Regions from separate parts of the Homo sapiens genome. Here regions 2 and 3 are each linked to region 1. Evidence: chromatin contacts called from ENCODE Hi-C or POLR2A ChIA-PET data. All regions are on one chromosome and are shown on one strand. Each heading gives the region's core, a stretch centred on a gene start or an enhancer-like site at or near the end of the contact. The rest is flanking DNA. Distances are from core to core; before and after follow the strand shown.

Region 1 (4,127 bases), core at 716-3,215:
GAGGATCACTTGGGCCCAGGAGTTGAGACCATTCCAGGCAACATGGTGAGACCCCTTCTCTACAAAAAGTTTTAAAATTAGGCATGGTGGCATGTGTCTGTAGTCCCAGCTACTCAGGAGGCTGAGGTGGGAGGATAGCTTGAGCCCAGGAGGTCAAGACTGCAGTGAGCTATGTTCATGCCATTGCCCTCCGGCCCTGCCTGGGTGATGGAATGAGACCCTGTCAAAAAAAAAGAAAGAAAGAAAGGAAAGAAAAAAAAGAAAAGAAAGAGAAAAGGAAGGGTATTAGGGTTCTCCAGAGAAACAGAACCAATAGAATGAACATAGAGATTTATTTGAAGGAACTGTGGAGGCTGGCAAGTTCAAAAACTGCAGGGCAGACCAACAGGCTAGAGACCCAGGTAAGAGTGGATGTTTCAGCTTGAGCAAAAGCAGTCTGGAGGCAGAATTAACTCCTCCTCAAGGGACCTCAGGCTTCTTTTCTCTTAAGGCCTTCCTTCAAGTGATAGAAGTGAAACTCACCCACATTATGGAGGGTAATCTGCTTTACTCAAAAATCTATGGATTTAAATGTTAATCTCATCTTTAAAAATACCTTCACACCAACATCAAGACTCGCATTTTACCTAATCAGTCTAGCTGGTTGACACATAAAATTAACCATCATAGGGAGGGTAGATCTGTGATTGCTTTTTTGAAACTTTTTTCAATGTTTGCTGCATGTATATAGAAATAAAATTTGGCCGGGTGTGGTGGCTCACATCTGTAATCCCAGCACTTTCGGAGGCTGAGGCAGGTGGATCACCTGAGGTCAGGAGTTCGAGACCAGCCTGGACAACATGGTGAAACCCCGTCTCTACTAAACATACAAAAATTAGCCAGGCGTGGTGGTGCACACCTGTAATCCCAGCTATTTGGGAAGCTGAGACAGGAGAATCACTTGAACCCAGGAGGTGGAGGCTGCAATGAGCCAAGATCGTGCCACTGCACTCCAGCCTGGGTGACAGAGCGAGACTCCATCTCTAAATAAATAAATAAATAATAAAATAAAAAATTATTTTTGAAATTGAATTTTAAGATCTTGTTACACTTTTTTAAAGAAAAAAGAAGTTATTATCCAGGGCACAGTACAGAGAAACAAAAGAATGGAAAATATGAGTGGTTAGGATACAAGCCTGAAAAATCAAGCTGCAAGCGTAGATTAGCAAGCTGGAAGCTTGCACAGGTGAATGCGGCAGCTGTGCCAATAGAAAAGGGATACCTGGAAGCCAAGTACATCCAATATGGAGGTTCCTCCTCCCTTCTCTTTGTCGTCATGTGTGCAGGTGTCATGGTGCTGGCCAGGTAGAGACCCCATCTGCAGAATAAAAGATTAGGGTGGGATGGCCAGCCTCTTTGTGGGCTATGTAAATGGCACAGCTGGCCCAACCAATCCACTATGCCCTATATAAATCAAACACTGCCTCTTCAAGCTCATCTGTAAAACCAACCGTATCTTGCCCCAAACCCGGAAACCCACTCGGACCCACTCGCACCCCCTCCCTCTGCACAAGGAAGCTCTCTCTTCTTTCTTTCAACTATTGAACTTCCACTGTTAAACCCAGTTTTTGTGTGTCCATGTCTTCGATTTCCTGTGTCTGTGACTTCAATTTCCTTAGCATAAGACAATGAATCTTGGGTATTTCCCCAGACAAAGGATGCCACTTCACCAGGAAGTGACTAAGGGAAGAACACCTGTGGGAAAATGTCCAAGAATTCTGGGACCAGAAGGGGTTTCAGCAGAGCATCTGTGGGCCACCAATCAGACATTCTAGCAGAAAACATATGTCCAGTTGGTTTGAAAGATTCCCTGAGGGGAAGACAGTGTAAGCCATCCTCACCCCCTTCCACCCTTCCTCCTCGCTCTTTCTGGCTGCCTCGCCTTGTTGAAAATATCTCACTTCCTTTTGGGGCTCCTGCCCCTCCCCTAACATACCTCCCACACCCATCCCCAGACTGGTTTAGCCTCCAGGGCACCTTTGTTCCTTCCTCTCACAACCATGGGTCTCAGCCGTAGCTGCACACTGTGGCCGCCAGGAGAGCTTTAGAAATGTGGATGCCCAGGCCTTACCATGACCAATGAATTTCAGCTCTCTGCAGAGGGATTTTTGCATCAGCATTTTTTAAAGCTCCTAGGTGATTCCAGTTTGCAGTCAAGGTGGAGAACAGCTGCTGTAGCAGAGCAGTTATGATAGATTGAAAGGACGTGCTTACCTGCACTTCTGTGTGACCTTATGTTATCTGGCTTTCAAAGGGGTCGCTTTCTTTTAATACCCAGCTAACTGACTCCACTCATTACCTTGTGCTTCCACAGGAAGATTTCTTTCCTGAGGGGTTGTGAGTGTCTCTGGGAAACATGCCCCAGGAATGCATCCTTCCCATGCACTTCAGCCTTCTCGGCTGCTCACCACTGACCACCTGGGAAGCAATTCTCCAAGTTGCTACCCCTTTCTTTGTGCCTAATAAGATAATCCTAAGTAGCTGGTACAAAGAAATATTTGTTGAATTAATGGATAATAAATAATGATGGCTAGGTGCGGTGGCTCACCCCTGTAATCCCAGCACTTTGGGAGGCCGAGGTGGGTGGATCACCTGAGGTCAGGAGTTTGAGACCAGCCTGGTTAACATGGTGATACCCCGTCTCTACTAAAAATACAAAAAATTAGCCAGGCGTGGTGGCAGGTGCCTGTAATCCCAGCTACTCAGGAGGCTGAGGCAGAAGAATTGTTTGAACCCGGGAGGCGGAGGTTGCAGTGAGCCGAGATCGTGCCACTGCACTCCAGCCTGGGTGACAAGAGGGAAACTCCATCTCAAAAAAAAAAAAAAAGGTAAACAAAAGCCTTCTTGGGATACATGACAATTATACATGCAGATTAAACAGAGAGCTGTAAGTTAACAAATCACCATAAAACATATGCAAGCGAAAAACAAAAATAAAACAAATATGCAAAGTGAAAGAAAACAGTTATGTTCTGTACAGGATATCCAGATGCTACAGTCTGGATGTTTGTGCCTCTCCAAAATTCGTATGTAGAAATCTTTAGGAGGTGGTGAATGGGATTAATGACCTCATAAAAGAGGAGCTGCCCATCTCTTCCACCATGTGAGGACACAGAGAAGGTGCCACCTATGAGGACAGGCCCTCACCAGACACTCAATCTGCTGATGCCGTTCTCAGAGGTGTTTGAACCAGAGCGACTCCATCTTGAAGAGGGGCTGGGTAAAGTAAGGCTGAAACCTACTGGGCTACATTCCTTGGACAATTTCTGTTGTTTTAAACCACCCAGCTTGCGATCATTTGTTACTTCTGCCGCAGGAAACTTAATCCAGCACGGAAAGACTCTGTTGTTTTACCCTGACCAGTTCTAATATCTTCTTAGTATCTAAAATGGGGAAGAAGATGGGCAGAGGGTCATTCAGATTTATTTTACGGGAACTTAGTATCTTACTCTTCTCAGCAAGGGAGTTAGCTGAGAATGACTGGGCATGCTGCCTCACTGTCCCATTTCCTGAACTCTCTAGTTCAGAAAATGCTGTTGCAAATCAACTTCCTTAAAAAACAAACGGGAAGTAAAAAACAAAGTCTATTTTATGAACTAGAGACTCAGAGACTCAACATGATTTTTCTCCCTGAGTCAGGTCCATGGTTCTGTCTCCTGACCACCTCACCACTCCTGTTTGAATCAAGCAGACACCAAACAATGTCTTTGTTTCCATGCCCATGAGAACTCTTAATTAAACAGCCACTGACTATTGGGCTGGCACTTTACGAGGTCAAATTTATTGCTGTTGGATTGTGATAAAAAAGATAACCGGAAGGTTAAAGCTGTGGGAGTAATATCTCTGAGCAGGAGGAGTCATGGCAAGGACAGACTTTAAATTGGGTTAAACAATTCAATATAAACAGGAAACACAAGCCAGCTGCAGTTCCCCTCCTCTTGGCCTCTGCCTGGGGCCTGCCTGCTACTGGGCTGCCCCTGAGGGTCGCATTGCACACCTGCCCTATGGAGCTGATGGGGTGGGAGCGATAGCCAACCCTTACTTACTGCTTCCTATGTGCAGGTCTTGTTCTAAGCACTTTTACATTT
Region 2 (3,797 bases), core at 1,062-3,561, 33 kb before region 1:
ACCATGTTGGCCAGGCTGGTCTCAAACTCCTGACCTCAAGTGATCTGCCCTCCTCAGCCTCGTAAAGTGCTGGGATTACAGGGGTGAGCCGCTGTGCCTGGCTGGCCCTGTGATATTTCTGTGAAATAAATTGGGCCAGGGTGGGAGCAGGGAAAGAAAAGGAAAATAGTAGCAAGAGCTGCAAAGCAGGCAGGAAGGGAGGAGGAGAGCCAGGTGAGCAGTGGAGAGAAGGGGGGCCCTGCACAAGGAAACAGGGAAGAGCCATCGAAGTTTCAGTCGGTGAGCCTTGGGCACCTCACCCATGTCACATCCTGTCTCCTGCAATTGGAATTCCACCTTGTCCAGCCCTCCCCAGTTAAAGTGGGGAAGACAGACTTTAGGATCACGTGTGTGACTAATACAGAAAGGAAACATGGCGTCGGGGAGAGGGATAAAACCTGAATGCCATATTTTAAGTTAAAAAAAAAAAAAGCAAACACAAAGATGCTTCAAGATCTTCAGGAGAAGTATGGTATACAAGTTTCAGGGACCCTATTTGACAATTTTCAGAGTGCTCTCTATGCTGATTCCGAGTCGAGTGTGTCAGCTGTGATTACAGTGCCTGTGGATCTAGGCCGGGTTGGGGGGGTGTGGGCGGGGGAAGGGAAGTCTGGCCCGGAGCAATTGCTCCTGCCGGTAACCCCAGCACTTTGGGATGCCTAAACAGGCGTATCGCTTGAGGCCAGTAATTCGAGACCAGCCTGGGCAACATGGCAAATCTGTCTCTACAAAACAAAATTAGAAAAATTAACTGGGCGTAGTGGCATGTGCCTGTTGTCCCAGCTACTTGGGAGGCTGAGGTGGGAGAATGGCTTGAGCCCAGGAAGCGGAGGTTGCAGTGAGCCAAGATCATGTCACTGCACTTCAGCCTGGGTGACAGAACCAGACCCTGTCTTTAAAAAGGGAGTTGGTGGGGAGAGGTTCTAGAATGTCATGTAGCAACCAGTTTAAGGACTGGGACTCAGGGATCCAACTCCCACAGTTTCCCTGTGTGACCCTAGGCATTTGACTTAGCCTTTCTGAGCCTCAGGTTTTTTGTTTCTGAAGTAAAAGGATTGGACTAGGTAATCTCCAAGATCCTAGGAACCCAGGAGAAAGATGAGAAAATGTACAAGAATGAACACTCAGGTGGAAATGCTGCAATCCTGAGAAGCTCCCAGGATGAATGAAAGGCACAGGACCTCTTACCCCTCACCCCTGCCCCCCTCAAGAGCTGGTTTCTCAAACCTTTCTCTTAGGCCCCTTCAAAGGGGGAAAACTAAAAATTATACAAGTTATAGTTCAAGGACTTTAAATAGATTATTTATATGATTGCTCATAAGGATGAGGCTGTGAGGAGGGAACACCTTATTTAATCTAATGAAATTCCATAGGAAAGAGGCCTTTTGTATATTGAATCAATTTATCTGCCTTCTCAGTGCATCTGTCATATTCTGAAAGATTCTGGGTTGATCTTTTGCGATAACCTCTATGGCTGTGAGTGTGTGTGTGTGTTTGTGTATTTTTTAACATTTTGTATAATGATTGGAGGTTGGTAAAAAGTAACACAACAGTACTTTTTTAATACAAACTTGGTGTGGTCTTGAGTTGTCTTCCATTGGAGAGCGTACGTGTGCCACAGATTGGTGCACCTGCCGGCATCTCTAGGATTGCACCAACTCCCTCTAGCTCTTCTTGGTGGCCTGCAGGGGCCTAGGGCGCATTCACTTCCCTCTGCTTGACTTTACGTGGTGTTCTAGCGTCAGACATCAGGCGATGCCGTGCATTACCCAAGACACTGGACAGCTCCGGATCTTCCCGTCTAACCACTAATCAAGTTAAAAAGAGGAAATTAACGCTTTCTTAGTAGTCTCTGAAAGAAACTAGTTATTTGCGTAAAGATGACTTGGTTTTGTGTTGTTTATCCCTGGGGAGAAGGGTAAAGAAGACCCTCAAACTGGATTTGCTGCTGAAGTGCTTTTAACTCACCTGTGCGGAGAGCGGACTTCAAGAGAGGGCGTGCCGGTGCTCCGGACAAAACCTGGGGAATACTGAAAGCCACCACCACCACCGTCATTCCAGCATGCAGATCTCAGTCCTGGGTTGGTGTTGTAGGGCATTTATTTATTTGACTTGACGGCGCCTTTCAAAGCTTGCGAGGATCCCTTCCTCTTCCTCGTGTGCATCTGCCAAGCCTGTGCCCCGCGCCTCGCGGGTGGACCCGGGCTGGTGGGCGGGGCCTGCAGCGGGGTGGGAGCCCGGTCGCCCGGCCCCTCCCCACCCCGCCCCGCCCATCTCCGCTGGTTCCCGGAAGCCGCCGCGGACAAGCTCTCCCGGGCGCGGGCGGGGGTCGTGTGCTTGGAGGAAGCCGCGGAACCCCCAGCGTCCGTCCATGGCGTGGAGCCTTGGGAGCTGGCTGGGTGGCTGCCTGCTGGTGTCAGGTGAGGGGTCCGCGGGGAGGGGGCGCGCTTGGGAACCGGGAGGCCCCGCGAGATGCCGCCCCTGATCCCATCCCTGGGCGCCCTGCAAGTGACTTAAGAGCCTTCGGGGCCTCGGGAGAGAAGATGCAAACGCCACGGCCGGCTGCTGAGACGCAACTAGGCTGCTGCTGCCGTCGATTCTGTAACAGGAGAAAGCCCCATCCGCGCCCGGATTACAGACCGTCTGGGCCCTAAACTCAGGGGGAGACTCCCGGCGTCTTTTGATTCCCTGTCCTCCTGCAGCTCTCTGCTGGCGGGCGTCTAAATAAAGTAGCTTCCCCAAAAGACCCAAGATCCCACCGTGGCTGTCATCTGACCCTTCTGGAGACTATCAGTTCAAGTGGAGGCCCCCACCAGTCCCCGAGTGCCCTGACAGCCCTCCCTGACCCCAAGTCTGCCCCCTCAGTGCCAGCCCTCCCTACAGATGTGCCTCCCATCACCCGCTGCACCTCCCCTCCTTCCGGTTCAGGCCCGAGCACCCTGAAATCTGGATTCTGTCCCCCAGCGCCCCAGCTCCATGGCTTCTAAACCTAAATCCATTGAAACCTTTTCTGTCCTCTAAATTGACTGCCTAGGTTCCAATAACACCATGGTCACCTCCTTCCTTTCTCATGAACTCTTCCCTGGCCTTCCGGGATACCCCTCCGGTTTCCCGCCCTGTCAGGCTGTCTCTGCTTGGGACCCTCCTGCTCTGTCAGGTTTCTATGTAGCTAATTGTGATGCCCAAGGCCTTTTCTCTCCTTCCCTGGCACTGTTCCTTTGGGGGATTTCAGCCAAACCCTGGCATTAAACACGGGCTATAGGCCCATGACTCGCACATTTATATCTCTCTTGGTACCAGTTGGGTGATGGGTGGTGGTTTATTATAGTCTTCTACTTTTCTACTTGCATGTAGGTTTCAAATTTTCTTTTCTTTCTTTCTTCTTCCGTTTTTTTTTTTGTTTGTTTGTTTTTTTGTTTTTTTGTTTTTTTTTGAGACAGGGTTTTGCTCTGTTGCTGTGGCCCAGGCTGGAGTGCAGTGGCTTGATCTTGCCTCACTGCCACCTCCGCCTCCCGGGTTCAAGCGATTTTCCTCCCTCAGCCTCCCGAGTAGCTGGAATTACAGGTGTGTGCCACTACGCCTGGCTAATTTTTGTATTTTTATTGGAGATGGGGTTTCGCCATGTTGGCCAGGCTGGTCTCGAACTCCTGACCTCAGGTGATTCACCTTCCTCAGCCTCCCAAAGAGCTGGGATTACAGGCGCGAGCCACCATGCCTGGCCAGGTTTCGAATTTTCTATTAAAAGGTTTGAAAATAAT
Region 3 (3,881 bases), core at 581-3,080, 62 kb after region 1:
TTTACCTGAGGGGAACAAAGGCAAGAGGAGAATTCGATAGTTCTCATAACAAAGGATTTCTGAGTTTTCCTCCCCTTTCTGTGATCTGTCTCCACTTGGAACTCATGTTCTAGCAAAGGACATTTTGTGGGTGAAGAAGTGATTAATGATTAGGATGAAGAAAATGTTGGCAGTTCCAGCCTGGCCAACATGGTGAAACCCCGTCTCTACTAAAAATACAAAAATTAGCCAAGCATGGTGGCATGTGCCTGTAATCCCAGCTACTGGGGAGGCTGAGGCAGGAGAATCGATTGAACCCGGGAGGCGGAGGTTACAGTGAGCTAAGATCGCACCACTGCACTCCAGGCTGGGCGACAGAGCGAGACTCCATCTCAAAAGAAAAAAAATGTTGGCAGAGAAGATGTTCTGTTGTTTTTTTTTTTTTTTAAGGTCTTGAGAAAAGGGAGGAAGTTGAAAAATTTTATCACTCAATAGCTGGATTAAATTAAACATTACGTCTCACAGTGACTCACCACCCTTGAGCCTCCCTCCCAGATTTTCTGGATACATCAAAGTTAAGAAGAAAAACCTATTTTCCTATCTTTCCAGTAAAAGGACCCTTTTTTCTAAACATAGTCCTTAAATATATAATAGGCTTTTTGTGTACTTGACTCTGTTGTCTATTCCCAAATTTTATAATACTTTTAATATTCTGGAATTGTACTTAGAGAGATTATTCTAAATGTTGTAGTATAAAAGTACATCATCCACTCTGAAATCTCCCTAAAAGAACTCCACTGCATACACGTGGAGAAGTCATCATGCCCCATCTGTGTCTGTACCTGCGGGTGTGTCTAGCATGCTCCCTAGGGAAGGGATTTTATACCATTTGCTTATATTTATTTGGCAAGCTCCATGAAAACAAGGACTGTTTTTTAACTTTGTGGCTGACACTTGGTTGCCTAAGTGTTTAACGGTGATTGAGCGGGGACGTTGACGGTACAAACACTGATTGAATTTACCACTGGAGGGCAACAAGTCACCCTGTTCAGGCTGACAATCGGTTACTATTCAATAATTCCATTCCCAGAAGATACGCCAAGTATGTTTATACAGGTGGTTTCTTAAAGTTCTGTTTGTGATTATCTCGTCTTGAGCAAATGAGGAAAGGATGTGAAGAATCTGGTGTCCCCATGATCTCACCCAGAAATGGTTTGGTAGTTACAAAGCAAGATAGAGCAGTTGAGCAAATACTTAGCCCATCTAGTCCTCTACCACTACCACCTTCGCCTTTTAATGAGCAGGACTTTGTAGTAAGCGAGTTGTTGAAAAGGAGCTCCACATACTTAGTAACAGCCTCGGAGCGGATGGAAAGAAGTAGGCATTGCTGCAGAGCTGAGATGAACCTGCAAGGAGACAGCCTTGGCCCCAGGGAATGATCACTGCACTGCGCCCCCTACTGGCCTGGCTGAGATGACTAGCTGTGATTCCCTCCTTAGTCTCACCTGTTGAAGATGGCGCAGAACAGTTACAGCCATGATCAAAAAAGATAATTAATACTTTAGTGTCTCCTGCCCTATCCGCCCCCAGGGAGAGGCCAGACCATTCAGGGTGCCAGCTGGAGGTTATAAGGGTGGAGTGTGGAGACAGTGTTTCGTGTCACTACTTCCTTTTTTTTTTTTTTTTTTTTTTTTTTTGAGACAGAGTTTTGCTCTTGTCGCCCAGGCTGGAGTGCGGTGGGGCGATCTCGGCTCACTCCAACTTTCACCTCCCAGGTTCAAGCAATTCTCCTGCCTCAGCCTGCTGAATAGCTGGGATTACAGGCGCCTGCCACCACGCCCAACTAATTTTTCTATTTTTAGTAGAGAGCTTCCTGATAGCTGAACATGCAGAGGCTGCTGGGAAGGGCATAGAATCTCTGCAGTCCTTCTCACATACCTTATCCTATGTATCTCTTCATCTGTATCCTTTGTAATAGCCTTCATAATAAACCGGTAAACATAAGTTAGTGTTTCCTCTAGTTCTGTTAGGCAATCTAGCAAATCAGTTGAACACAAGGAGGGGGCCATGGGACCCTCAATTTATAGTCATTCAGTCATAACAGGTAAAACCTGGGGCTTGCAATTGGCATCGGAAATAAGGGGGCAGTCTTGTGGGAATGAGCTCTCAACCTGTGAGATTGAAGCAGCATGGTTGTCTGGGGTAATACGTGTGGTTTGTTGCCCCACGCCAAGGAAATCGAGGATGGGGACACAAAAGGAGTGGGTTCAAGAGCGGAAGTTTAGCAGGCAAAAGAAAGAAGAGACCTTCCCTGTGCAGAGGAAGGAGTCCCGAACAGGTTTCCGGGTTTACAGCGAGATGCGGTTGCTTTTATAGATGAGCTTGAGGAAGCGGTGTCTTATTTACGTAGGGCACAGAGGATTGGTTGGACCAGGTGTTCCATTTACATAGCACAGGAAGAGGCTGGCCATCCCACCCTCATCTGTTATTATGCAAATGGCACCTCTACCTAGCCCAGGCCTTGTTGCCTGCTTTTTTACTGCACACGTGGCAACAAAGAAAAGGGAAAAGGGAACTTCAATATTGAATATACCTGACTTCCAAGTATCCCTTTCCTATTGGCACAGCTGCTGGCATTCGCCTATGCAAGCTTCCAGTTTGCTTATCTATGTTTGCAGCTTGAGTTTTCAGGCTCTTTTTGTTAGAAAAGAAATGATTTGGGGCTTCTTTTTATTAAAAGGCAAACCTTACTGAGGACTCTTTTATCCTCACTAACTGCCTAAATAAATTTTGTTTAGGTGTTGTATCAGGATCTGATGCTATCTCCAGGTAGACAGTGTCAGAATTAAATAGGAGGATACCCAACCAGTGTCTGCTGCAGAATTGATTGCCTTCTTGTTAATGGGGAGAAATCACTACGCATTTGGTCACAGAAGTCTTCTGTGTTTATTGTTGTGGCATGAGAGCAGAGGAAAAACGGTTTGAGATTTTTCCCCTCAAAAACATAGGGGAAATCTTCATGATATTGGACTTGGCAATGATTTATTGGCTATGACACCAAAAGCACAGACAACAAAAACAAAAGTAGACAAATGGGACTACATCAAACTTAAAAACTTCTGCATATAAAAGGAAATAATCAATGGAAAAGACAACCTTTGGAATTGGAAAAATTATTTGCAAAATATTTGCTTTGATAGATTAGCAGATAAAATGTGGTGTTCACATGCCACGGAATATTATTCAGCCTTTAAAAAGAAGGAAATTCTGAGGCCGGGCGTGGTGGCTCACGCCTGTAATCCCAGGACTTTGGGAGGCCGAGGCGGGCAGATCACGAGGTCAGGAGATCGAGACCATCCTGGCTAACACGGTGAAACCCCGTCTCTACTAAAAATACAAAAAATTAGCCGGGCGTGGTGGAGGGTGCCTGTAGTCCCAGCTACTCGGGAGGCTGAGGCAGGAGAATGGCGTGAACCCGGGAGGCGGAGCTTGCAGTGAGCCGAGATCGCACCACTGCACTCCAGCCTGGGCGACAAAGTGAGACTCCGTCTCAAAAAAAAAAAAAAAAAAAAAAAAGGAAATTCTGTCATGTGCTACAACATAGGTGAAGCTTGAGGACATTATGTATGCTATGTGAAATAGGCCAGCAACAAAAATATAAATACCATGTGATTCTACTTACATGAGGTTTCTAAAGCAATCTAATTTCTAGAGACAGAAATTAGACCGATGATTGCTGGCGGCTCAAGGAAGGGGAAAATGGAGAGTTGTTCAGTGGCTATAAAGCTTCAGTTTTTCAAGATGAAAAAGTTCTGAAAATAGGTAATACTACTGAATTGTATGTGTAAAATGGTTAAGATAGTAATTTTTTTTTTTTTAAGAGACAGGGTTTCACTCTGTTG

What was found. A loop is a pair of places that touch in the nucleus more often than their neighbours do. ChIA-PET counts read pairs that join two places held with the same protein, here RNA polymerase II (POLR2A). Pooled maps may share reads with other maps.
Region 2: a map of CD14-positive monocyte shows a loop between it and region 1 (4-fold over the local background). The contact joins the promoter of IL10RB here to the enhancer-like site in region 1. A Hi-C loop is called at or near these places in 9 of 168 maps with a recorded cell type or tissue (B cell, CD14-positive monocyte, CD4-positive, alpha-beta T cell and 6 more), 29 of 37 single-sample maps with no recorded cell type and 13 of 50 pooled maps. POLR2A ChIA-PET finds 5 or more read pairs at or near these places in 18 of 52 experiments (AG04449, B cell, CD4-positive, alpha-beta T cell and 14 more).
Region 3: a map of CD14-positive monocyte shows a loop between it and region 1 (2.2-fold over the local background). The contact joins two enhancer-like sites. A Hi-C loop is called at or near these places in 6 of 168 maps with a recorded cell type or tissue (CD14-positive monocyte, OCI-LY7, heart left ventricle and 3 more), 3 of 37 single-sample maps with no recorded cell type and 13 of 50 pooled maps. POLR2A ChIA-PET finds 5 or more read pairs at or near these places in 14 of 52 experiments (CD4-positive, alpha-beta T cell, CD4-positive, alpha-beta memory T cell, CD8-positive, alpha-beta T cell and 10 more).

The regions. Positions count from the first base shown.
Region 1 is chr21:33,297,591-33,301,717 of GRCh38, forward strand. It overlaps a transcript of IL10RB not described here. Among named protein-coding and RNA genes, the nearest start is that of IFNAR1, 25 kb to the right of the region's middle. RefSeq lists an enhancer at 3,835-3,884. Within about 2 kb of position 1,966, at least 11 of the 41 ENCODE cell types and tissues checked have a DNase peak (open chromatin) inside an H3K27ac peak, as active enhancers do; they include B cell, CD14-positive monocyte, CD4-positive, alpha-beta T cell and 3 more, where a contact is called at or near this core.
Region 2 is chr21:33,264,056-33,267,852 of GRCh38, forward strand. It overlaps IL10RB (interleukin 10 receptor subunit beta), which reads left to right and starts at 2,312. Exons shown (of 7, transcript NM_000628.5): 1 at 2,312-2,459. The coding sequence starts at 2,411. The region is part of intron 7 of IFNAR2-IL10RB (IFNAR2-IL10RB readthrough); the gene reads left to right. It overlaps IFNAR2 (interferon alpha and beta receptor subunit 2), which reads left to right. Exons shown (of 9, transcript NM_001289125.3): 9 at 1-1,609. It overlaps IL10RB-DT (IL10RB divergent transcript), which reads right to left and starts at 2,205. Exons shown (of 2, transcript NR_038974.1): 1 at 2,008-2,205; 2 at 1,577-1,847. RefSeq lists enhancers at 1,828-1,887, 1,918-1,987 and a silencer at 2,158-2,567.
Region 3 is chr21:33,359,986-33,363,866 of GRCh38, forward strand. No RefSeq gene overlaps it. Among named protein-coding and RNA genes, the nearest start is that of IFNAR1, 37 kb to the left of the region's middle. RefSeq lists a silencer at 1,238-1,532. Within about 2 kb of position 1,831, at least 31 of the 41 ENCODE cell types and tissues checked have a DNase peak (open chromatin) inside an H3K27ac peak, as active enhancers do; they include CD14-positive monocyte, CD4-positive, alpha-beta T cell, CD8-positive, alpha-beta T cell and 2 more, where a contact is called at or near this core.